Regions from separate parts of the Homo sapiens genome. Here region 2 is linked to region 1. Evidence: chromatin loops called from intact Hi-C (ENCODE). Cell type or tissue: ascending aorta. All regions are shown on one strand. Each heading gives the region's core, and the rest is flanking DNA. Links, peaks and the distances in the headings are about the cores only. Region 1 has its middle 70 kb from the start of SGO1. Region 2 has its middle 120 kb from the start of SGO1.

Region 1 (11,542 bases), core at 1,618-9,617:
TATGTGGGCTTTGCCCCTATGATACATCCTCTGAAATATAGGGGGAAGCTGCCAAGTCTTCTTCACTCTTGCATTCTGTGTTCCTGCAGGCTTTAACACCATCTGGATGCCACCAAGCCTTACCACTTGTGCCCTTTGGAGTGGTGGCCAGAGCTGTACCTGGGCCGCTTTGTGCTGTGACTGGAGCAGGAGAGGCTGGGATGCAGGAAGCAATGTCCTGAAGCTGTGCAGGGCAATGGGGCCATGGACCTGGCTCCCCAAATTATTCTTTCTTTCCAGGCCTCTGGGCCTGTGATGAGAGAGGCTGTCTCTAAGATCTCTGAAATGCCTTTGAGGCCTTTTTCCCATTGTCTTGGATACTAGCACTGGACTCCCTTTTAGTCATGCTAATCTCTTTAGCAAGTGGTTTCAATGCAGCCTGCTTGGATTCTTTCTTTACCACAGGACCAGGCTGCAAGTTTTCCAAATGTTTACATTCTGCTTCCCTTTTAAATATTAGTTCCAACTTTAAGTCTCTTATTTGTCCTTATATCTAATTTAGGCTGTTAGAAGCAACCAAGTCATCTTTTGAATGCTTCGCTGCTTAGAGATGTCTTCTGCCAGATACCCTAGCTCATCAATCTTAAGTTCAAACTTCCATGGATTCCCAGGGCATGGACACAATGCAGCCAAGTTCTTTGCTAGGGTGTAACATGGGTGACGTTTGTTCCAGTTCCCAAAAGGTTTCTTATTTCCATCTGAGACCTCAACAACCTGGACTTTATGGTCCATATCTCTATCAGCATTTGGTCACAACCACTTAACAAGTTGCTAAGAAGTTCCAAACTTTCCCTCATCTTCCTGTCTTCTTCTGAGATCTTCAAATGTTTCCAACCTCAGCCCATTACCCAGTCCGAAACTGCTTCCACATCTTTGGGTATGTTCATAGCAATATCCCACTCCTTGTTACTAATTTTCTGTGTTAGTCCAATTTTGCCTTGCTACAAAGGAATACCTGAGACTGGATTATAAACAAGGGAGGTTTAATTGGCTCACAGTTCTGATTGCTGTACAGGAAGTGTGGTGTCAGTATCTCCTTCTGGTGAGGGCCCCAGGAAGCTTACCACCATGGTAGAAGGTGAAAGGAGACCTTGTGCATTACATGGTAAGAGTAGGAGCAAGAGAGTGAGGGGGGGAGGTGCCACATTCTTTTAAATAAGTAGATCTCATGTGAACTAGCAGAATGAGAACTCACTCACCACCAAGAGGATGGCACTAAGCCATTCATGAGGGATCAGCTCCCATGATCCAATACCTCCCATTAGGCCCCACCTTCAACACTGGGGATCACATTTCAACATGACATATGGAGGGAACACACGACCAAACCATATCACCATTTTAATAATATTGATTCTTCCAATCTATGAACATGAAATGCTTTTCCACTTGTTTGTATCATCTCTGATTTCTTTCAGCAGTGTTTTACAGTTCTCCTTGTAGAGATCTTTCACCTCTACAAGGATTCTAAAATAAAGATATTTTAAAAGGTATTTTAATTTTTGTGGCCATTGTAAATGGGATTTTGTTCTTAATCTGGATATCCTTGTTAATTTTCTGTCTCGTTGATCTGTCTAATATTGACATTGGGGTGTTAAAGTCTCCCACTATTATTGTGTGGGACTCTAAGTCTCTTTGTAGGTCTCTAAGAACTTTCTTTATGAATCTGGGTGCTCCTATATTGGGTGCATATATATTTAGGGTAGTTAGCTCTTCTTGTTGAATTGATCCCTTTACCATTATGTAATGCCCTTCTTTGTCTTTTTTGATCTTTGTTGGTTTAAAGTCTGTTTTATCAGAGACTAGAATTGCAACCCCTGCTTTTTTTTTTTTTTTTTTTTTTTTTTTTGCTTTCCATTTGCTTGGTAGATCTTTCTCCATCCCTTTATTTTAACCTTTGTGTTTCTTTGCATGTGAGATGGGTCTCCTGAATACAGCACATTGATGGGTCTTGACTTTTTATCCAATTTGCCAGTCTGTGTCTTTTAATTGGGGCATTTAGCCTGTTTACATTTAAGGTTAATATTGTTATGTGTGAATTTGATCCTGCCATTATGATGTAAGCTGGTTATTTTGCCCATTCGTTGATGCAGTTTCTTCATAGCATCGATGGTGTTTACAATTTGGTATGTTTTTGCAGTGGCTTATACCAGTTGTTCCTTTCCATGTTTAGTGCTTCCTTCAGGAGCTCTTGTAAGGCAGGCTTGGTGGTGACAAAATCTCTCAGCATTTGCTTGTCTGTAAAGGATTTTATTTCTCCTTCACTTATGAAGCTTAATTTGACTGGGTATGAGATTCTGGTTTGAAAATTCTTTTGTTTAAGAATGTCGAATATTGGCCCCGATTCTCTTCTAGCTTGTAGGGTTTCTACAGAGCCATCTGCTGTTAGTCTGATGGGCTTCCCTTTGTGGGTAACCTGACCTTTCTCTCTGGCTGTCCTTAACAATTTTTCCTTCGTTTCCACCTTGGTGAATCTGATGATTATGTGTCTTGGGGTTGCTCTTCTTGAAGAGTATCTTTGTAGTGTTTTCTTTATTTCCTAAATTTGAATGTTGGCCTGTCTTGCTAGGGTGGGGAAGTTCTCCTGGATAATATCCTGAAGAGAATGGAACTAACTTGGTTCCATTCTCCCAGTCACTTTCAGGTACACCGATCAAATGCAGGTTTTATCTTTTCACAGAGTCCCATATTTCTTGGAGGCTTTCTTCATTCCTTTTCATTTCTTCTTTTCCTAATCTTGTCTTCATGCTTTATTTCATGAAGTAGATCTTCAATCTGTGATATCCTTTCTTCCACTTGATCGATTCGGCTCTGATACTTATGTATGCTTCACGAAGTTCTCATGCTGTGCTTTTCAGCTCCATCAGGTCATTTATGTTCTTCTCTAAACTCGTTATTCTAGTTAGCAGTTCCTCTAATCTTTTTTCAAGGTTCTTAGCTTCCTTGCTTTGGGTTAGAACATGCTCCTTTAGCTTGGAGGAGTTTGTTATTATCCACCTTCTGAAGCCTACTTCTGTCAATTCATCAAACTCATTTTCTGTCCTGTTTTATTCCCTTGCTGGCGAGGAGTTGTGATCCTTTGGAAGAGAAGAGGCGTTCTGGTTTTTGGAATTTTCAGCCTTTTTGTGCTGGTTTCTCTTCATCTTTATGGATTTATCTACCTTTGGTCTTTGAAGTCGGAGACCTTTGGATGGGGTCTCTGAGTGAATGTTCTTTATGCTGATGTTGATACTATTCCTTTCTGCTTGTTAGTTTTCCTTCTAACAGGTCTCTCTGCTATAGGTCTGCTGGAGTTTGCTGGAGGTCCACTGTAGACCCTGTTTGCCTGGGTATCACCAGCCGAGGCTGCAGAACAGTAAAGATTTCCGGCTGCTCCTTCCTCTGGAAGCTTTGTCCCAGAGGGGCACCCACCAGATGCCAGCCAGAGCTCTCCTGTATGAGATGTCTGTCAGCCCCTACTGGGAGATGTCTCTCCCAATCAGGATACATGGGGGTCAGGGACCCACCTGCAGAGGCAGTCTGACCCTTAGCAGAGCTCAAATGCTGTGCTGGGAGATATGCTGCTCTTTTCAGAGCTGCCAGGCAGGGATGTTTAAGTCTGCTGAAACTGTGCCCACAACTGCCCCTTCCTCCAGGTGCTCTGTCCCATGGAGGTGGGGATTTTATCTATAAATCCGTGACTGGGGCTGCTGCGTTTTTTTTCAGAGATGTCGTGCCCTGACAAGAAGGAATTTAGAGAGGCAGTCTGGCCTCAGCACCTTGCTGAGCTGAGGAGGACTCCGCCCAGTTTGAACTTCCCGGGTACTCTGTTTACATTGTGAGGGTAAAACTGCCTACTTAAGCCTCAGCAATGGCGGACGCTTCTCCCCCCACCAAGCTCTAGCGTTCCAGGTCAAGCTCAGACTGCTGTGTTTGTAGTGAGAATTTCAAGCCAGTCGATCTTAGCTTGCTGGGCTCTGTGGGGGTGGTACCCACCAAGCCAGAACTACTTGGCTCCCTGGTTCCAGCCCCCTCTCCAGGGGAGTGAACGGTTCTGTCTCACTGGCATTCCAGGCGCCACTGGGGTATGAAAAAAAAACTCCTGTGGCTAGCTGGGTGTCTGCACAAATGGCTGCTCAGTTTTGTGCTGGACACCCATGGCCCTGGTGGCATAGGCATCAGAGGGAATCTCCTGGTCTATGGGTTTCGAAGACCATGGGAAAATTGCAGTATCTGGGCCAGAGTGCACAGTACAGTCCCTAATGGCTTCCTTTGGCTGGGAGAGGGAATTCCCCGACGCCGTGAGGCTTCCCAGGTGAGGCGATGCCCCACCCTGCTTTGGCTCGCCCTCCTTGGGCTGCACCCACTGTCCAACCAGTCCCAGTGAGATGAACTGGGTACCTCAGTTGGAAATGCAGAAGTCACTGCCTTCTGCGTTGATCTCACTGGGAGCTGCAGACTGGAGCTGTTTTCTATTTGGCCATCTTGCCAGCCACTTTGTTCCTGGGGTTTTTATTGTTGTTGTTGTTGTCGTTGTTTTTTAGTTCTTGTAGGTGTGATGTTAGAGCATTTAACAAAGATCTTCCTAACTTCCTTGAGCACTATAAACTTTCCTCTTAACACTGCTTTTCCTGCATCCCATAGATTTTGGTATGTTATGTCTGTGTTTTCATTTTTTTTATTTCTGCCTTAATTTTGTTGTTTACACAAAAGTCATTCAGGAGCAGTTTCTTTAATTTCCATGTAATTGTGTAATTTTGGGAGATCTTCTTGGTATTGATTTCCATTTTTATTCCACTTTTTGCTGAGAATATGGTTGGTGTGATTTCTTTGTCTTTTTTTTTTTTGCATTTTCTGAGACTGGCTCTGTGACTGAGCATAATGATCAATCTTGGAGGATATTTCTTGTGCAGATGAGAAGAATGTGTATTCTGTGGTTAATGGGTGGAGGAGTCTGTAGATGTCTATTAGGTCCCATTGGTCCAGTGTCGAATTTAAGTTCAGAATTCTTTTGCTAGTTTTCTCCCTTTATGATCTAATGCTTTCAGTGGGGTGTTGAAGTCCCCCACTGATATTGTGTCGCTGTCTAAGTCTTTTCATAGGTCTAGAAGTACCTGTCTTACAAATCCCAGTGCTCCAATATTGGGGGCATATATATTTAGGGTAATTAAGTCTTCTTGTTGAATTGAACCCTTTATTATAATTTAATGCCCTTCTTTGTTTTTTTTCCTTGTTGTTGGTTTAAAGTCTTGTTTATCTAATATAAGAATAGCAAACCTTGCTCTTTTTTGTTTTCTATTTGCATGATAGATCTTCAACACTTTACTTTGAGTCTATGAGTGTCATTACATGTGAGATGGGTCTTTTGAAGACAGCAGACAGATGGGCCTTTTTATTTTTTAATCCAACTTAAAATGCCTTTTAAATATGGCAACAATTTACATTCAAGATTGATATTGATGTGTGAGGTTCTGATCCTATTGTGAAGTTTTTGGGTGGTTACTTTGTAGTTTCTTTCCTGTCGTTGCTTTGTAGAGTCTGGGCTATGCATAATACCTAAGTCTGTTTTTGTGGTAACAGGTATTATTCTTTCATTTCCACATTTAGAACTCTCTTGAGAGTACTTGTAAGGTTGGTCTAGTGCTAGCGAATTCCCTTAATGACTGCTTGTCTAAAAATGATTTTATTTTTCCTTTGCTTATTAAGCTAGGTTTGGCAGGATATGACATTCTTGGTTGGAATTTCTTTTCTTTAGGAATGCTGTAAATAGGCCTCCTGTTTCTTCTGGCTTGTAAGGTTTCTGCCAGGAAGTTTGATATTAGCCTGATAGGGTTCCCTTTGTACATGACCTGACCTTTTTCTCAGCTGCCTTTAAGATTTTTTTCTTTAGCGTTGACTTTGGATAGTCTGATGACTATAAACCTTCATGATGTTCATTTTGTATGGTATCTCTCAGGTGTTCTTTCAATTTTTTTATATGTGAATGTTTACCTTTCTAGGAAGATTAGGGAAATTTTCTTTGGTTATTCTCTGAAATATGTTTTCCAGGTTGTTTACCTTTTCTCTTTTTCTCTAGAAAAAGCCAATAACTCATAGGTTTGGTTGCTTTACATAATCCTGTACCTCTTGAAGACTTTGTTCATTTTTAAAAATTCTTTTTAAATGTTCTGTCTGACTGGGTTAGTTCACAAGACCAGCCTTCAAGTTTTGAAATTCATTTTTCTGCTTGATCTAGTCTATTGATAAAGCTTTTCATTGTATTTTGAAATTCCTTGAGTTTTTCTGTGTCAGAAGCTCTGATTAATTTCTTTTTATGTTGTTCATCTCTTCCTTCATTTCCTCGGTTGCTTTATAAGTTTCTTTGTCTTGGCTGGGCTCAGTGGCTCAAACCTGTAATCCCAGCACTTTGGGAGGCCAAGGTGGATTGCTTGACCTCAGAAGTTCGAGACCAGCCTGGGCAACATGGTGAAACCTCATGTCTATAAAAAAAATACAAAAATTAGCTGGGTGTGGTGGTGGATGCCTGTGGTCTCAGCTATTCGGGAGGCTGAGGTGGGAGGATTGTTTGGGCCCAGTAGGTTGAGGCTGCAGTGAGCCAAGATCACGCCACTGCACTCCAGCCTGGGTGACAGAGTAGTGAGACCTTGTCTCCAAAAAAAAAAGAAGTTTCTTTGTGTTAATTTTCAACTTCATCTTGGATTTCATTTAGCTTCCTTGCAATCCATGCTTTGAATTTTTTGTCTGTAATTTCTGACTTTCTATTTTGATTATCGACCATTGCTGGGGAGCTAGTGTGATCCTCTGTCAATATTGCAACATTCAGATTTCTCATACCAGGATTCTTCTTCTGGTTCCTTCTCATCTGGAGACACTGGTACTTCTAATTTTTGTAATTATTTTTGTGTGGATAGGATTTTTTTTCTTTCTCTCTTTCCTTATCATATTATTGAGTTTTTTTCCCCCTTTCCCCCTACTCCCTAAGGATTGTGATTATAGAGAATGTTGGGTAGAGTCTTTTGGCTTTGCTTCTATAGCCCTATGCACCCCTGTCAGCACGTTTTTATATTGGGCTGTATTTTTGACCTACAGGTTAGTAGATGGTGCTTATGGGTAAAAATGAAATGAGGCCAATGTGGATGGGTATATACCTCATCCTTGTTTACTAGGTGAAGCTCTCTGTTGCCTCAGGCAGTAGGCTGATCCATTCAGTAGACAGTGGTGTGAGCTCCTTGCTCAGCACCATAGTGGGACACCAAGATGGGTAAGGCTGAATGAGGCAGGGCCATGTGCAAGTTACCCAATGGCAGGCACAAAGACCAGCACCAAGGAGGGGGTCCGGTGAGCAGCCACCAAATGCCCTAATCTGGCAATTTTTTATTTCAATTGGTAACAAATATGATTTTCTAAAATTTTGAAGCATTATTTATGCTTTAAATAATGCTTACATGAGAAAATGCTTAAATGGAAAATTAGAAAATATAACAAGGTTTAAATTCCTTAATACATAGGTAGCTCTTAAATATCAATAAGAAAAATGTACAAATTCTTATAATTGTAATTGTAATTCTCTAACAAGAGATTTACAACTTCTTGACTTTATTACAAAAATAAAATTAGATAAATATACAGTAAGGTCCAAAGACAATCATTATAGCATTGTCTATGATAGTGAAATATTTGAATCAATCTGAAGATCTGTAAATAGAGCATTAGTTAAATATATTTGGGAATAGGTGTATAAATGAAATAATATGCAGCCTTATGCAAACCTAGATTTATTTTGGGGTATGCAGTTACTCAGGCTTCTAGTAAGTTTGTTTATAATTCCACAGTTTGGAAGCTCTGAGTCCCAGGGTTAACAAGCCAAGGGAACATGGGCCGTGAATAGTCAAGTATAAGGAATTCCTAGCCCTAAGGAATCTGCCTTATACCACTGGGAGGAAGATTGTAATTAAATGCTTGTCAGTTGATGTGTTGCCAGTCACCAAAAAGTTTACTAAATTATAATGTTATTCCTTGAACTTGACTGACATGGTTTTCTTGGCCTCACAGTTTCATTGACTAAGCCAAGGTAACCTTGTTCAGTAGATTGGCCCTCTTGCCTAAGGATATTAGTAATTTAAATTGAATAAGTGGTAAAATTGTGGACAATTACATTCTGAGGTTGTCTCTTGGTTGACACGTGGGCTGGTAAAACCACTTTAAAGGCATACATCTCTTTAGCAGTGCTTGCATGCATGCCAGGGAAAAGAAAACTGCACATTAGGATGGATGAATGTTGGCATACTTTCAAACTCAAGCTATTCATAATTTAGGAATTAATGTGTATACTGTTGCTTGGCATCTTTCAGAAATGTTCAAAGCTTCACTTTTTTATTTTATTTTATTTTTTTTGAGACAGAGTCTTGCGTCTTGCTCTGTTGCTAGACTGGAATGCAGTGGCGCGATCTTGGCTCACTGCAACCTCCGCGTCCTGGGTTCAAGTGATTCTCCTGCCTCAGCCTCCCAAGTAGCTGGGACTACAGGCACGCACCACCACACCCAGCTAATTTTTGTATTTTTAGAAGAGATGGGGTTTCACCCTGTTAGCCAGGATGGTCTCAATCTCTTGACTTCGTGATCCGCCTGCCTCAGCCTCCCAAAGTGCTGGGATTACAGGCGTGAGCTACCACACCCAACCAAAGCTTCACTTTTTAAGAACCAGTATCAGTGTGTTTGTATAAATTATTGTATGACTAGCAGATCCTATTAAGTTAGTAGATTACCAACAGAAAAAAAAAAGAAAACTGAAAGATTATCTTTGAAGTAATGTAATAGAGTTTTGCAAATAAGATGGTGGGGAAATCTCCCTTCAATCCAGTATGATTTCTTTGTTGTCAGTGTATACATTTTTCTCTAAAGACATTACAAATATTAAATATAAATATAAATATATTCAATTATTTGGAAATATTGTGTGAAAAATCTGGCTTTGACGTCTTAGGATTCTATTTCCCTAATTTTAATGCCACAACCTGTAGAATCAATAGATCACAAGGGAAATAAATCTGGGCATTCATCCATCAATGTAAACCATTTCAGTATAATTTATTAAGAAATAGTTCTCAGACATGATCAACAAATGGTGCAGACATTTCAGCTCTCCAAGATAAAAGAGTGAGACTTTGATTACAGAAAGTCAGAAACAGAAAGAAAAGTAGAAATTTAGAATAAAAAATCAGGCTATGGAAACTAAGAAACAGAGGTAAGTATGCCATATATATTTGCAGCTAGATCTTTTTTTTCTCTTGCTAAGTGGTAGGAAGAGAGTGACCAAGGGTGTGTGCAGGATGGTGAAAGGATCCACCAGGGCAAATAGAGTGAGCAGAAAATACATCTTACAGGGGGACCTTACCTTTAAGAACTCAGGCAAACTACTTATTCAAGTTTCAGTAGCATGTTACCTAGTATATCTTGTGTGTCTCTCATATTCTCATATGAAGAAAGCTGGTATTTGGGAGCTAGCCAGAAAACAGAATTATTTATTTTTTCCTTTCATTTCTTAGCTTTTCCAGGTTTTCTGGAATTTTAATTAAGATTCCAGACATCTCAGCCATAATTTTCAGACAGCTTTTGTTAACAATATCAATCTGTATGTTTAGTTCAGTGTAATCAAACCTGTTTCTTTAAAAAAAATGCCTGTTTATACTCAGTGCTTATGTTCTGAGTATAGACGTGATCAATAATCATGATAAAATATTTTAATTGTGAATGTCACTGGCTCCACTGAATAATAGAAAAGTTATCTAATTGTCTAATAATAGAAAAGTTACCTAATTGTTGTAATTATTCCCGAAAAGGTTCTCCCACACCCCCATCTTCCCTGATGTTTTTATTCCATTGAATTCTCCAGAATGCATGCTAGTTATTTCTGTTTTAAATCTTGATTTGGTAATTTTTTGGTATTGTATATAGATTCTAACTAGCAAAGTATATAGCATTTTGTGACTTTTACATTGATCTTTTATCTTTAGTTTATTTTCATAATTTTATGTAAAAATCATTTAAAAAACAATTATCTATATGTGCTTAAATATTTTAAGTGGACAATTGATGTATAGAACAAAACAGATGGCATATTTTTCCAGGGAAAGTTGTGTGCCTTGTATGTTTTTAATTCTGTAAGGTCCAACAGGCTAAAATCATCAAAATTACACTTAAATAATAAAAATTACAGTCAAATATAGATGCATTTTTTTATACATGAAGATATTTTATTTTATTTTATTTATTTTTGGCATTTTTAAATTATTATTATTATTATACTTTAAGTTTTAGGGTACATGTGCACAATGTGCAGGTTAGTTACATATGTATACCTGTGCCATGCTGGTGTGCTGCACCCATTAACTCATCATTTAGCATTAGGTATATCTCCTAATGCTATCCCTCCCCCCTCCCCCTACCCCACAACAGTCTCCAGAGTGTGATGTTCCCCTTCCTGTGTCCATGTGTTCTCATTGTTCAATTCCCATCTATGAGTGAGAACATGTGGTGTTTGGTTTTTTTCCTTGCGATAGTTTACTGAGAATGATGATTTCCAATTTCATCCATGTCCCTACAAAGGACATGAACTCATCCTTTTTTATGGCTGCATGGTATTCCATGGTGTATATGTGCCACATTTTCTTAATCCAGTCTATCATTGTTGGACATTTGGGTTGGTTCCAAGTCTTTGGTATTGTGAATAGTGCCGCAATAAACATACGTGTGCATGTGTCTTTATAGCAGCATGATTTATAGTCCTTTGGGTATATACCCAGTAATGGGATGGCTGGGTCAAATGGTATTTCTAGTTCTAGATCCCTTAGGAATCGCCACACTGACTTCCACAATGGTTGAACTAGTTTACAGTCCTACCAACAGTGTAAAAGTGTTCCTATTTCTCCACATCCTCTCCAGCACCTGTTGTTTCCTGACTTTTTAATGATTGCCATTCTAACTGGTGTGAGATGGTATCTCATTGTAGTTTTGATTTGCATTTCTCTGATGGCCAGTGATGATGAGCATTTTTTCATGTGTCTTTTGGCTGCGTAAATGTCTTCTTTTGAGAAGTGTCTGTTCATATCCTTTGCCCACTTTTTGATGGGGTTGTTTGTTTTTTTCTTGTAAATTTGTTTGAGTTCATTGTAGATTCTGGATATTAGCCCTTTGTCAGATGAGTAGGTTGTGAAAATTTTCTCCCATTCTGTAGGTTGCCTGTTCACTCTGATGGTAGTTTCTTTTGCTGTGCAGAAGCTCTTCAGTTTAATTAGATCCCATTTGTCAGTTTTGGCTTTTGTTGCCATTGCTTTTGGTGTTTAAGACATGAAGTCCTTGCCCATGCCTATGTCCTGAATGGTAATGCCTAGGTTTTCTTCTAGGGTTTTTATGGTTTTAGGTCTAACGTTTAAGTCTTTAATCCATCTTGAATTAATTTTTGTATAAGATGTAAGGAAGGGATCCAGTTTCAGCTTTCTCCATATGGCTAGCCAGTTTTCCCAGC
Region 2 (11,542 bases), core at 1,658-9,657, 51 kb after region 1:
TAGTTTGAATCTTCCGGCTTGGAGTCTCTCATGAAGTTTTAGTCAAGATGTTCCCTGTGTCTGCAGTTATCTAAAGCTTGACTGGAGCTGAAGGATACACTTCTGGTCAGGCTTTCCAGAGTGCCTCACTTATTAGGCTGACAAATTGTTGGTATGAGGGCTGTTTCTCTCCATATGGGCTTTCCCACACAGCTGCTTGAGTGTCCTTGTGACATGGCAGCTAACTTCCCCCCAGTGGAGCAATTGAAATAGAAAGAGCCAGGTGAGAGTAATTTTTAAATTTTTTTTTATGACCCAGCCTCAGAAATAACATGACATCACTTCTATCACATTCTATTTACTAGAAGAAAGTCATGAAATCTGGTCCTCATGCAAGTGGTGGAGAATCAAACTTTTATTTTTTTTTTTCAGATGGGGTTTTACTATGTTGCCCAGGCTTGACTCAAACTCCTGGCCTCAAGTGATTCTCCTGTGTTGGTCTCTCAAAGTCCTGGGATTACAGGCATGAGCCACTGTGCTTGGCATAGGCTCCTTTTCAAGAAAGGAGTTTCAATGAAATTACTAACAAATTTTAAATCCACCATGTGTATGAGTAACTGTAACTCATCTTTACCAGTTATTTATATTACCATAGTTGTATCAAAACCGTGCACACCCACACTTTTTGATTAATTCTAATTGGAGCAAGGAATGAATATTTTAAAATTGCTCCCCACTACATGACCACTGGGGTTGACACAGTTACAAGCTGAGTTTTATTACTGTACCCACATAGAGCAATATCCATATTGTGTTTATATACATCAGTGCATAGGAAGAGGCCACCCTTTTAAAATTTACGCAAGTGACAGGTTTATTGGCATCAAGCTTCAATTTAGAGTGCACTGGAGATTTCCAACTGCACTCATCCACCTTCACATGCGAAACTCTCAGAGAATCCATCAAATCCACAGATTTGTCTTTTTTATTTTATACTAAAAATATTGCTGGCATATGACTTGTAGTATATATTCCTGTAAGTTAATAAAATGAACATACCTACATCTAGATATTCGTTCCTGGATTTTGCCTAACTGGCTTCCATTTTGCGTAAATGTTAATGCTTGAATCTTAACCAACTACCTGCTGACCCTGTGCGTTTTCACTTTCGATGTTTTCAATGTTAATTTCACAAGCAAAGTACTCTTTGGAAATAAGTTGCATCTGTTTAATATACAGGGTTGTGGCAAAAAGGCAGAAGAGTTACTTTCCACTTGCTCGAGGGAGCAGGTAGCCAGCCAATATTACACGTCGTCCCACTGGCTGTGCGGGGCCCTGATGACAGGTCCCTATGAGCTTGTTGACAGCAGTTTCCTGCCAAGAAACAGCCCCCTATACCATATGTTTATTTTTGGCTGAGAAAATCCCTCAAGCAGTGAATTCTAACACTCTCGGGTACCTCTAATTATCTGAAGGGATACGGGAAAATTCTCAGTCTAGTTTCTAAAACTAACATCAATTTTAATTCATCTTTATTAAAATTTGTGAAACCAGTAATTGATTTCAGAGAAGAAGGATGATAGAGGGAGTAGCTGTTCAGAAATTGAAGAAAGAGTAGCTGGTCAATTCTAAAACTTGAGAATCAGGGCCTGAGAAGCAGAGAGACAAGTAGTCTTTTTTGAAAGTATTCAGATCTCAGACCTTGCTTGTCTTGGTCTCTGACATGCCTTTTGTGTTATATTCTGGAAAGTGCTAACTTCTCTAACCTGACCAGGAAGTTAGAAATAGTTCTATATGGCCGAGCACAGTGGCTCACACCTGTAATCCCAGCACTTTGGGAGGCTGAGGTGGGTAGATCACGAGGTCAGGAGATCAAGACCATCCTGACCAACACGGTGAAACCTTGTCTCTACTAAAAGTACAGAAAAATTAGCTGGGCCCGGTGGCACGCGCCTATAGTCCCAGCTACTCGGGAGGCTGAGGCAGGAGAATCTATTGAACCTGGGAGGTGGAGGTTGCCGTGAGCCGAGATCGTACCATTGCACTCCAGCCTGGGTGACAGAGAGAGACTCCATCTCAAAAACAAAAACAAAACAAAACAAAACAAAAAAAACAAAAAGAAATAGTTCTATATGGTCACTATTAAAATTTGAGCAATAAACTTTGTTTAATAGCTTTGCTTAATGTTGGTTTATGAATCAGGTATAATGTTGATTGATTTAATTCTGCAGCACAGTGGAAATTACGTTGAAATGTCCTTCTGATTTCATGTGTAAAAAGCGGGCAACTGCATGATAGAATTCAAGCTGAACTCCCTGTCTGTGTACTCACAAGCAAGCACTCTTACTGAGATGTAATATTAAATGTGCCTTACAGTTTTATAAATAGGTAGTGATGGAGGGATTTGATTTAAAAGAAATTTTGATTTTTAAATACATTTAAAAATGTATTTGTTACTATGTATTTCAAATATAAGGAGCTTACTCTCCACCTTTTATTTTATTTTATTTTTGAGATGGAGTCTTGCTGTGTTGCCCAGGCTGGAGTGCAGTGATGCAATCTCAGCTCATTGCAACTTCCACCTCCTGGATTCAAGTGATTCTCCTGCCTCAGCCTCCTGAGTAGCTAGGATTACAGGTGTCCGCAACCATGCCTGGTGAATTTTTGTATTTTTAGTAGATATGGGGCTTTGCCACATTGGCCTGGCTGGTCTGGAACTCCTGACCTCAAGTGATCCACCTGCCTCGGCCTACCAAAGTGCTGGGATTACAGGTGTAAGTGACTGCACCTGGCCTCCACCTTTTATTTATTAGAGACAGGGTCTTGCTGTGTCCTAGGCTGGCACTGAACTCCTGGACTCAAGTGATCCTTCTGCCTCAGTTTCCTGAGTAGGTGGGCTTACAAGTATGTGCCAATGTGCCCAGCTTCCACCTTTATTTATGTCCTAATTTAGATATGAATTTAATTAGATTTGTCCCTGACAGTTGATTTTGTATCTTCTTATTGTCCTTGTTAATGATATTAGAGAGATGATGATCCCCAAGAACATGTGAAATGGAAACATATTTCTTAACCATATTATTTTCTGAGAGCCTTGTGTATTAACATGTCTGATGCTACCTTCTGTTTCTTGAGAGGTTCTAAGAACCACTACCCTCATACTAAAACATGTCTCTTTTAATGCTCTCTGAAATCCCCCCAAATAACTTCTCACTAAAGGATCTCTTATTGTGTCACTGTTTAGGGCATTTAGATATTCAGGCAATGCACTAGAGTTTTTCAGTGTATTTGATTAATCCAGGATTGCCCAGAGATTTAAGGAAACAAGATTTAAAATAGATCTACTTTTAGTGTTTATTAGTCCATTTTCATGCTGCTGATAAAGACTACCCGAGACTGGACAATTTACAAAAGAGAGAGGTTTGACTGGACTCACAGTTCCACGTGTCTGAGAAAGCCTCACAATCATGGCAGAAGGCAAGGAAGAGCCAGTCATGTCTCACATGGATGGCAGCAGGCAAAGAAAGAGAGCTTGTGTAGGGGAATTCCTCTTTATAAAACCATCAGATCTTTTGAGACTTACTCACTATCATGAGAACAGCAGGGAAAGACTTGCCCCCATGATTCAATTACCTCCCACCAGGTCTCTCCTACAACAGCTGGGAATTCAAGTTGAGATTTGGGTGGGGACACAGCCAAACCATATCACAGTGTTACAAAAAAAAATACTATAAATCAGCATCACATTATTTACCTTTAAATGTAGGATGTTGGAAGACCTTAGACCTTCTATATTTCAGAGTTCTTGTACTCTTTTTTCACCATTCAGTGAGAAAAATGTTTGATGGATACTGTGTTGAGTACAATGGGAACTGTTTTATTGAGCAGGCAGCTCTGTCTAGAATCGTCACATTTCAGCCTTTGGATAGAGGCTCATGGACAGTGCTATTCTAGGTTGTAAAACCATATAGATTAGACCACCGTAGGCAGAGAGGATGCACCACATTTTGTTTATCCATTACTGATTGATGTTTTTTCCCCCCAGTTTTGGGCTCTTATTAATAATCCTGTTATTGCTGAGAGAGAAGGAAGAAAGGAACTAGCTAGGCAGATAGTTAGGGCAAAGAGTCCTTGGCAGAATTCCTTCTCTAACAAAGAGCAGCCTGGAAGATGGGGCTGCAAACGTAGATAAGGAGCAAGTTCCAACACAGAGAGGGACCCTCCTGTGTAATCAGCAATCTTCACATCCATTTGGTGGGCCCCAGTAAGCACAGTGGGCCCTAGTGAGCACTTTCCTTTCCTTTTTGGACATTCTCAGATAAGGAAGCTTGCATGAGGCAGGGGTGCCTGCATCTGCACCTGTAAGAGGAACTACTTTTGGCCAGGCATGTCCACCGTGGAGGATTCTGCCCCCTTAACACATGCACAGTAAAAAACATAAGCAACATGAAGTTACTTAGGCCAAGAACCTGCCTGTGCAATAAAAGGTTGGGGTAGGGGCTGCCAGAGACTCTCACCCTATGCAAATGACACACCTAGTTCTAACTGGTTTTTCGTGCCTTATGTAGATGAGATACCCCCTCCCCACTAGCTTGTTTATAAAAACCCTTGTATTTCACTGTGAAATGGCAACCATTTTTTGGGACCCCTCTCTGTGGCAGAGGGCTTTCTCTCTTTCTCTCACTTATTAAACGTCTGCTCTAACCTCACCCTTGGAGTGTCTGCATCCTTGATTTCCTTGGCCACAAGACAAAGAACTTTGGGTGGCACCCCAGACAATGAGATGGCTTCATTGCCATTTGGATAGAAGTCTTTTTTGCCTTTTATTTTCATTCTGAATTTTTACTGTGGCAAATTTCATATATACATAAACCAAAGTAAGCAAAACAATGTAATAAATTCTCCTGAGCCCATGATCCAGGTTTAACAATTATGCATTTATGGCCAATCTTGTTTCTTTTCTACCCCACTCACTTTCCCTACATCAGTATTATTTTCAAACAAATCTCTGACGTAATATCACTCTATTCATAAATATTACAGTACCTGTCTCTAAAAGATAAGCCCCTCTTCTAAAAACATTACTGTAGACCATCAGCATATTGAAAAAATTACACAGATTTTAAAAATTTCCTTATTAGATGTCATCTGTATCCACATTTCCAGTTTTCACATAAATATTATTAAGTTTGATGATTGCTTGAGTTAGTATCCAAATAAGATTCACATACTATAGGTGATTAGGATAAGTATTCTACATCTTTTTAAAATCCATAAGTTCCCCCTTCATCTCTGTCTCTTTCTCAGAATTTATTTGTCAAAGAAACTGGATCATTTATCTCTTAGAGTTTCCTGCAGTTTCACGTTCCCTGACTGCGTTCCTGTGGTGCAGTTTAACATGTTTCCATGTCCCCCGTATTTCCTATGAAATGGTAGTTGGACCTAGAGGTTTGATCAGATTCAAGTTTCATTTAAAAATTTTATATGGTGTGTTGTTTTCCCATCTGCAGGAACATAATGCATGATTTTCTCTTCGTTTTGTGATATTAGCCATCTTTGAACATCATTAATTGATCCTCAGTTCATTAAGAGTTGCAACAGAATGATATTTCAATGCCTCAATAAAGAGAAACTCCTCGCATCTACTATTTGGTTATCAAATGGCAGAGTTAATAAAAGAGAGGAGGATGAATTCTCATTTCTTTTTCTCATCAGTTTTCAAAATAGTAACTTTCTCTAGCATCCACAAAAGGTGACCAGTTCACATCTTTTTAAACATAATGCTCTAGATTTAAATTTAATTATGCTTGATCTAATTCCATTTTAATATTAGACACATATATAATAATTTATGTTTTGATTCAAATCTATTTCTATGTCCTCATAGTGGCTAAGCTTGCCCAGTACAACACAGAGGGACACCAACATCCTCTTCTGTAACCATTGTTTCATGCATCTCCCTTTGCTGGGACAAGGAAAACAATTGTGCAACCAACTGGGTATAGGGTAGAGGAAGTTGGCAGAAAATTCTGATCAAAACTGCTTTCAAAGGGTCATAAGAGAATTTTCTTAGGGTGATGAAACTCTTTTTTTTTTTTTTTGAGACAGGGTCTTGCTCTGTCACCCAGGCTGGAGTGCAGTGGCATGCTCACAGCTCACAGCAGCCTTGACCTCCTAGGGTCAAACAATCCTCCCACCTTAGCCACCCAAGCAGCTGGGCCCATGGGCACATGCTATTATGTCAGGCTAATTTTTCTATTTCTTGTAGAAATGCGGTTTCACAATGTTGCCCAGGCTGGTCTTGAACTCCCTGAGGTCAAGCAGTCTATCTGCTTCACTTCCCAAAGTGCTGGGATTAGACGCGTGAGCCACCATACTCAGCTGAAACTTTCTTACACCTTGGTTTTAGTGTTGTCTGTATTTGTCAAAACTTATAGAACTGTACATTTAAAAAGACGAATTACACCTAAAAGAAAATTATACCTATGTAAATTATACCTAAAAGAAAACCACAATTATTACTTGACTTTAACAATGCATCTAGTGTAATACATATTTTTTCCTATTTTCAATTTATTTGTAATGCTTAATTAAAAATTATTTTTAAAATGTTTGAATTTGAAAAAATACATTAATAACTTTAACTTGATTATGATGACTTTATGACTTCAGGTAAATTGCTTTTAAAAAACATATAATGTGAAAATTTAAGTTAGGCCGGGCACTGTGGCTCACGCCTATAATCCTAGCACTCTGGGAGGCCGAGGTGGGTGGATCACTTGAGGTCAGGAGTTCAAGACCAGCCTGGCCAACATGACAAAACCCTGTCTCTACTAAAAATACAAAAATTAGCTGGGTGCGGTGGCAAGTGCCTATAATGCCAGTTACTCAGGAGGCTGAGGCAGGAGAATCACTTAAACCCTGGAGGTGGAGGTTGCAGTGAGGCAAGATCACGCCACTGCATTCCAGCCTGGGTGACAGAACAAGACTCCATCTCAAAATTAAAAAAAAAAAGAAAAAAAAATTAAGTTAGCTAGGATTCAGTGGTTTCCAAATTTTGATGCACATTAGAATCAGTCAAGAACTTTTAAAATCTTTCTTCCTGGAATGTTTGGGAGTGGAAACCTGGCATTAGGATTTAAAAATGTTTCCCTGATGCTTCCCTGGTGATTCTAGGGAAATAGTCAAGGTTGAGAACTATTGCTATAGGGTCTTTTCTTGTTTTCAATTTTGGCTGTATGTTGGAATCACCTAAGGACTAAGGGGCCTTTAAAAGCTATTGATATATGGGCTGACCCTCCCCAAATTAGGATTTGTGCTGCCTGGGTTGGGGGCCTGAGTGCTGAGAGTTTAAAAAGCTCCCCAGGTATTTCTGCTATGCAACCAAAGTTGGGAACTACTGGTCTATACAGTGTACCTTCTAAAGCTATGTAGAATTTGCTGCTCCCCTGCCACTTCCATTGGTCCCCAGACTAATAGCATCAGTGTTACCTGGAAATATATTCTCAAATCTCACCCCAGACTTACTGAATGAAAAACTCAGAAGGTGGGGCCGAGAAATATTTGTGTTTCAAGCTCTCCACCTTCATCTGATATACAGTACAGTTTGAGAAGCACTGCTTGGGGAGATTTGGTGGCCATTTTTTAGTTATTGATGGCAGAATTGGACTCTCACTGCTAGAACCTGAGGGAGGCTCCTGTGTGGATTTGGCCATTCTAGCATCTGAAACCCAGGTCAAAGATACTGGAGAATTATTTTAATATTGTTTTGACATATTTGATTGCTCCTGTGCTGAAGTGGCATGAATGTTGTGGAGCTCTAAGAATGGCCATCCCATTCATGTAGAGTTATTTTAACAAACCAGGGAAAATGCAAACAATAGTATCTTTTAGATGCACTCAATTACACTGCATTGCTATTAATATGGCCCAGTTCTCTGTGATTCTGTTTTAGAATCTGCAGGTCTTTCTTTGTTAGATCTCCTTTGATTTTGTTTTTTTTTTTTTTTAAAGTGAAAGCTCATCTTGAAAGAGAACCACTTTTATAATAGAAAGTCCAGAGACTTCAGTGATTCTTTATCACAGTGTCCTCTCTTTTAGTATTGCTCAGATTTTAGGTTTTGTTGTGACAAGACTTCATAAAATGTTTAAAAAGATAATTTTCTTCAACTGCATTTTATACTGATTTAGAAAGACCTAAACACGTGCATCTTAGAAAACAGTGCTATATGAAGGATGTTTTTTTCTTCATATAGGCTGGATAAGACATGTATCCAATCACTTAAAGTCTATGGTACAGGGTGGCAGTGGAAACAGATAACTTTGAAATGGAGCTATCTTATGGTTTGTTGTAAACAGGCATAAAAAGTAAAATCGACTAAAAACTCTTAATAAATAAAACCCGAAGTGAAGATAAAAAATTTTAGTATCTCCAGTAATATCTGACACTTGAATTCTTTCTCCAACAATGGAAGACCTGCAAATTCTAAACAGAATCATACTTTACCTCTTTCTCTCCACTCAAATATTTTAATATTTCAAATATCTAAATAGAAGGATGAAGCAGTAAAACATTTTTCAAAGTAGTACCAGCCACCATGCTGTTTGCCACCTAAATATTTGAACTTGAGGTTTGAATTGCCCTAACATAATCTTATGCTTTTTTTTTTTTTGCATTTCATCTCAATCCAATCTGCTTGTTTGTAGATCAATAACAATAATTTGGGAATAATGATTTAAATAAGAAACTTCAGTGAATGAGCTGATGATTACAAGGAGATTAAGATTTTGAACTGTTACTATGAAACTTTTAAAAAAGATCCTGAAAGGTTAATGTGTAAAATTTAAATCCCCATGTCCTAAATAGTTTAATCTGAATATTACCTTTAGGTAAATAGGGGAAATAACAATTAGACTACTTTGTTAGAATAATTTGGGTTTGGGATGGCAGCTGGGGTTAAGAAATAGAATTGAATATTTAAAAAAGTTGGTGGTAGTAGAACTGAATTTAGGCTTGGTGTCTATGAGTCAGAAGAAAATCTTTGTTGGTGAAAGTTTCTATTCATTTCTTACACTGAAAGGATATTTTCCAAACTAAATTGTGGGCTGCAGTTGTCATAGAAACTAATAAGCACTTTGTAGCAACTTCGCAATACCTTCTCTGTAAGTGAGGCTCTAAGATAAGCTGCGCCAGCTGCAACTTTTGGAGGGCCTATGGGAGAATTCTCCAGGGTGGCTCTGGGCTTTGACACAGTGATGGGAATGTGGCTGTGTGAACAGCAAGTACAGGATTAGCTAAGTCTCTTGGGATGTGCACAACTAAGCAGCCTCATTCTGTAAACATGGAAACCAGTTTAAAAAGAACCAAAGGGATGCGTGTTCTCTTGTGAGAACTAAAATAAGGCCACTTACAGTGTTTGTATTGGGTGATACAGATTTTTGCTTAAATTTAACTTTAGACTTAACTTTTGCTGACTGACATGCTGACTTTGACCAAAGAATTTGGATTTTCCCGCTTTCTTTGTTGAGATATGGAAATTTATAGGTATTGCAAAGAAGGAAAAGGGTATGTGCACACATAAGGTGTGTATGGATATGTAGGTAGATGGAATATGCAGAGGGCTTGAAAATAAAGTACAAAAAAAAGAAGAGAATAACGGAAGAACTTGAGAATTATGACTTTAATCTCTTAGAATTTAATGGAAAGCTAAATTTAGCTAAACAGATATATGTTTATGGAAAACTGTGTTTATTTCACACGATTCCACCCGTTTTCAGATTCTTTAATTTCAACTTTTAATCTCTGTCTTTCATGAAGATAAAGTCTGTGCCTTTTAAATTTTTTGTGCCCATATGTTTATCAGATAATATTACGGCATATGAAAAGACTCAGCTACCAAATGCATGGAGTTTCGCTTGCAGAAAGAAAGCAGTGTTTTTTGGTGGGCTATTTTGTATTTTTACTTCAGAAAGAGTCTATATTGTATCTTTTGAACTTCCTAAAACCAAAAACTGCATTTCTGCCCTATTTCCTGGTGAGATAATAGATTACATTTACAAGGCTGGGGCTAGTTCCTTGCAAACATTTCTAACATTTTTAGGTCCTAGTTTTTCATGATCAGTGTGTCCCTTTTTATTATGCCACTAGTTTTGTGTCAGTAACGCATAAACCAAAGCCAAAAAGAAAAAATAACAACAACAAACTTCTATGAAATAAACTCCTGGGCCAGGTGCGGTGGCTCACGCCTGTAACCCAGCACTTTGGGAGGCCGAGGCGGGCGGATCACGAGGTCAGGAGATTGAGACCATCTTGGCTAACACGGTGAAACCCCGTCTCTACTAAAAATACAAAAAATTCGCCGGGCGCAGTGGCGGGCGCCTGTAGTCCCAGCTACTCGGGAGGCTGAGGCAGGAGACTGGCGTGAACTCGGGAGGCGGAGCTTGCAGTGAGTCGAGATAGCGCCACTGCAGTCCGGCCTGGGCGAAAGTGCGAGACTCCGTCTCCAAAAAAAAAAAAAAAAAAAAAAGAATGTCGACTCCTGAATTGTGTTGGAAAACAGGAGACATGTCTTTGCATCACGTATTTCAGCCTGTGAAAAACACTTGGCTTTTTTCCATTTTTGGCTTTTCACCTGGACTATTACATATGTACTACATATCTATTGATGAATAACAAACAAGTTACCCTGGAACTTAGCTTAAAACAATAAACATTTCTCATCTCACACAGGAAGTGACTTAGCTGGGTGGTTCTGACTTGGTCTCTCATAAGGTTGCTGTCAAGTTGTCTGCTGGGCTGAAGGACATTCTGGGACTAACGGATCTGCTTCTGTGTGGATGACAGGTTAGTGCTGGTTTTGGAAAGGAGGCCTCAGTCCTTGCCATGGGGACTCTCCATAGGGCTGATAGAGTGTCCTCATAACATGGCAGCTGGCTGCCCCCCAGAGCGAGTGATCCAGGAGAGAGCAAAGTAAAACCCACAATGTTCATGACCTAATGTAGGAAGTCACACAGTCATTTTCACAACATTCTCTGGTTACACAGATCAGACACATTTATTATATGACAAAAGGTGTGAATGTCAGGAGATGGGGATTGTTAAGAGCCATCATGGAGGCTGGTTACCACCACCACATAAATGTCCAAAAGTCATGAAGGAAAATGAGACTAGGGCTGTGGGTCTGGAATCTTCCAAAAGACTATAAAAGTAGATTTTCTCTATTTTAGGAAACATGCAATCTAATTATTTTAAGTATCATGTTTAGAATTTTGCACTCTTCTCTTGGCTTAAAAAAGAGAAGGGGATTGAGGACAGGTCTATAATTTTTAGGTCAAATCACATAAGGGTCAGAAAGGAACTAACACTCTACCACTGGTCAGGCACTTTACATGAATTCTGTCACACCTCACAACAGCCCTCGGAGGTGAGTGGTATTAGTCCCACTTGCAGATTCAAAAATTATGTTCCAGAGAAGTTTAGTAATTTTCTAATCGCCACACAGGTACTACGTAGTTGAGCCCTCATTCAAATCCTGGTGGCTTTGGTGCTAAAGTTTGTGAGTTT

The links. Peaks named below come from ENCODE experiments on the same cell type or tissue, not always from the same donor. Only the 100,000 strongest peaks of a DNase experiment are listed, where the experiment ranks them.
Region 2: a loop joins it to region 1, with 5 times the contacts of the local background. A loop is called at or near these places in 2 of 110 quality-filtered maps.

Annotation. Positions count from the first base shown.
Region 1 is chr3:20,250,630-20,262,171 of GRCh38, forward strand. No RefSeq gene overlaps it. Among named protein-coding and RNA genes, the nearest start is that of SGO1, 70 kb to the left of the region's middle. In ascending aorta, for the core only: no CTCF peak of the experiment used is centred there; no DNase peak of the experiment used is centred there; H3K27ac peaks cover 1,524 bases.
Region 2 is chr3:20,301,629-20,313,170 of GRCh38, forward strand. No RefSeq gene overlaps it. Among named protein-coding and RNA genes, the nearest start is that of SGO1, 120 kb to the left of the region's middle. RefSeq lists a silencer at 3,455-3,655 and an enhancer at 9,885-10,386. In ascending aorta, for the core only: no CTCF peak of the experiment used is centred there; a DNase peak (open chromatin) is centred at 9,203; H3K27ac peaks cover 1,515 bases.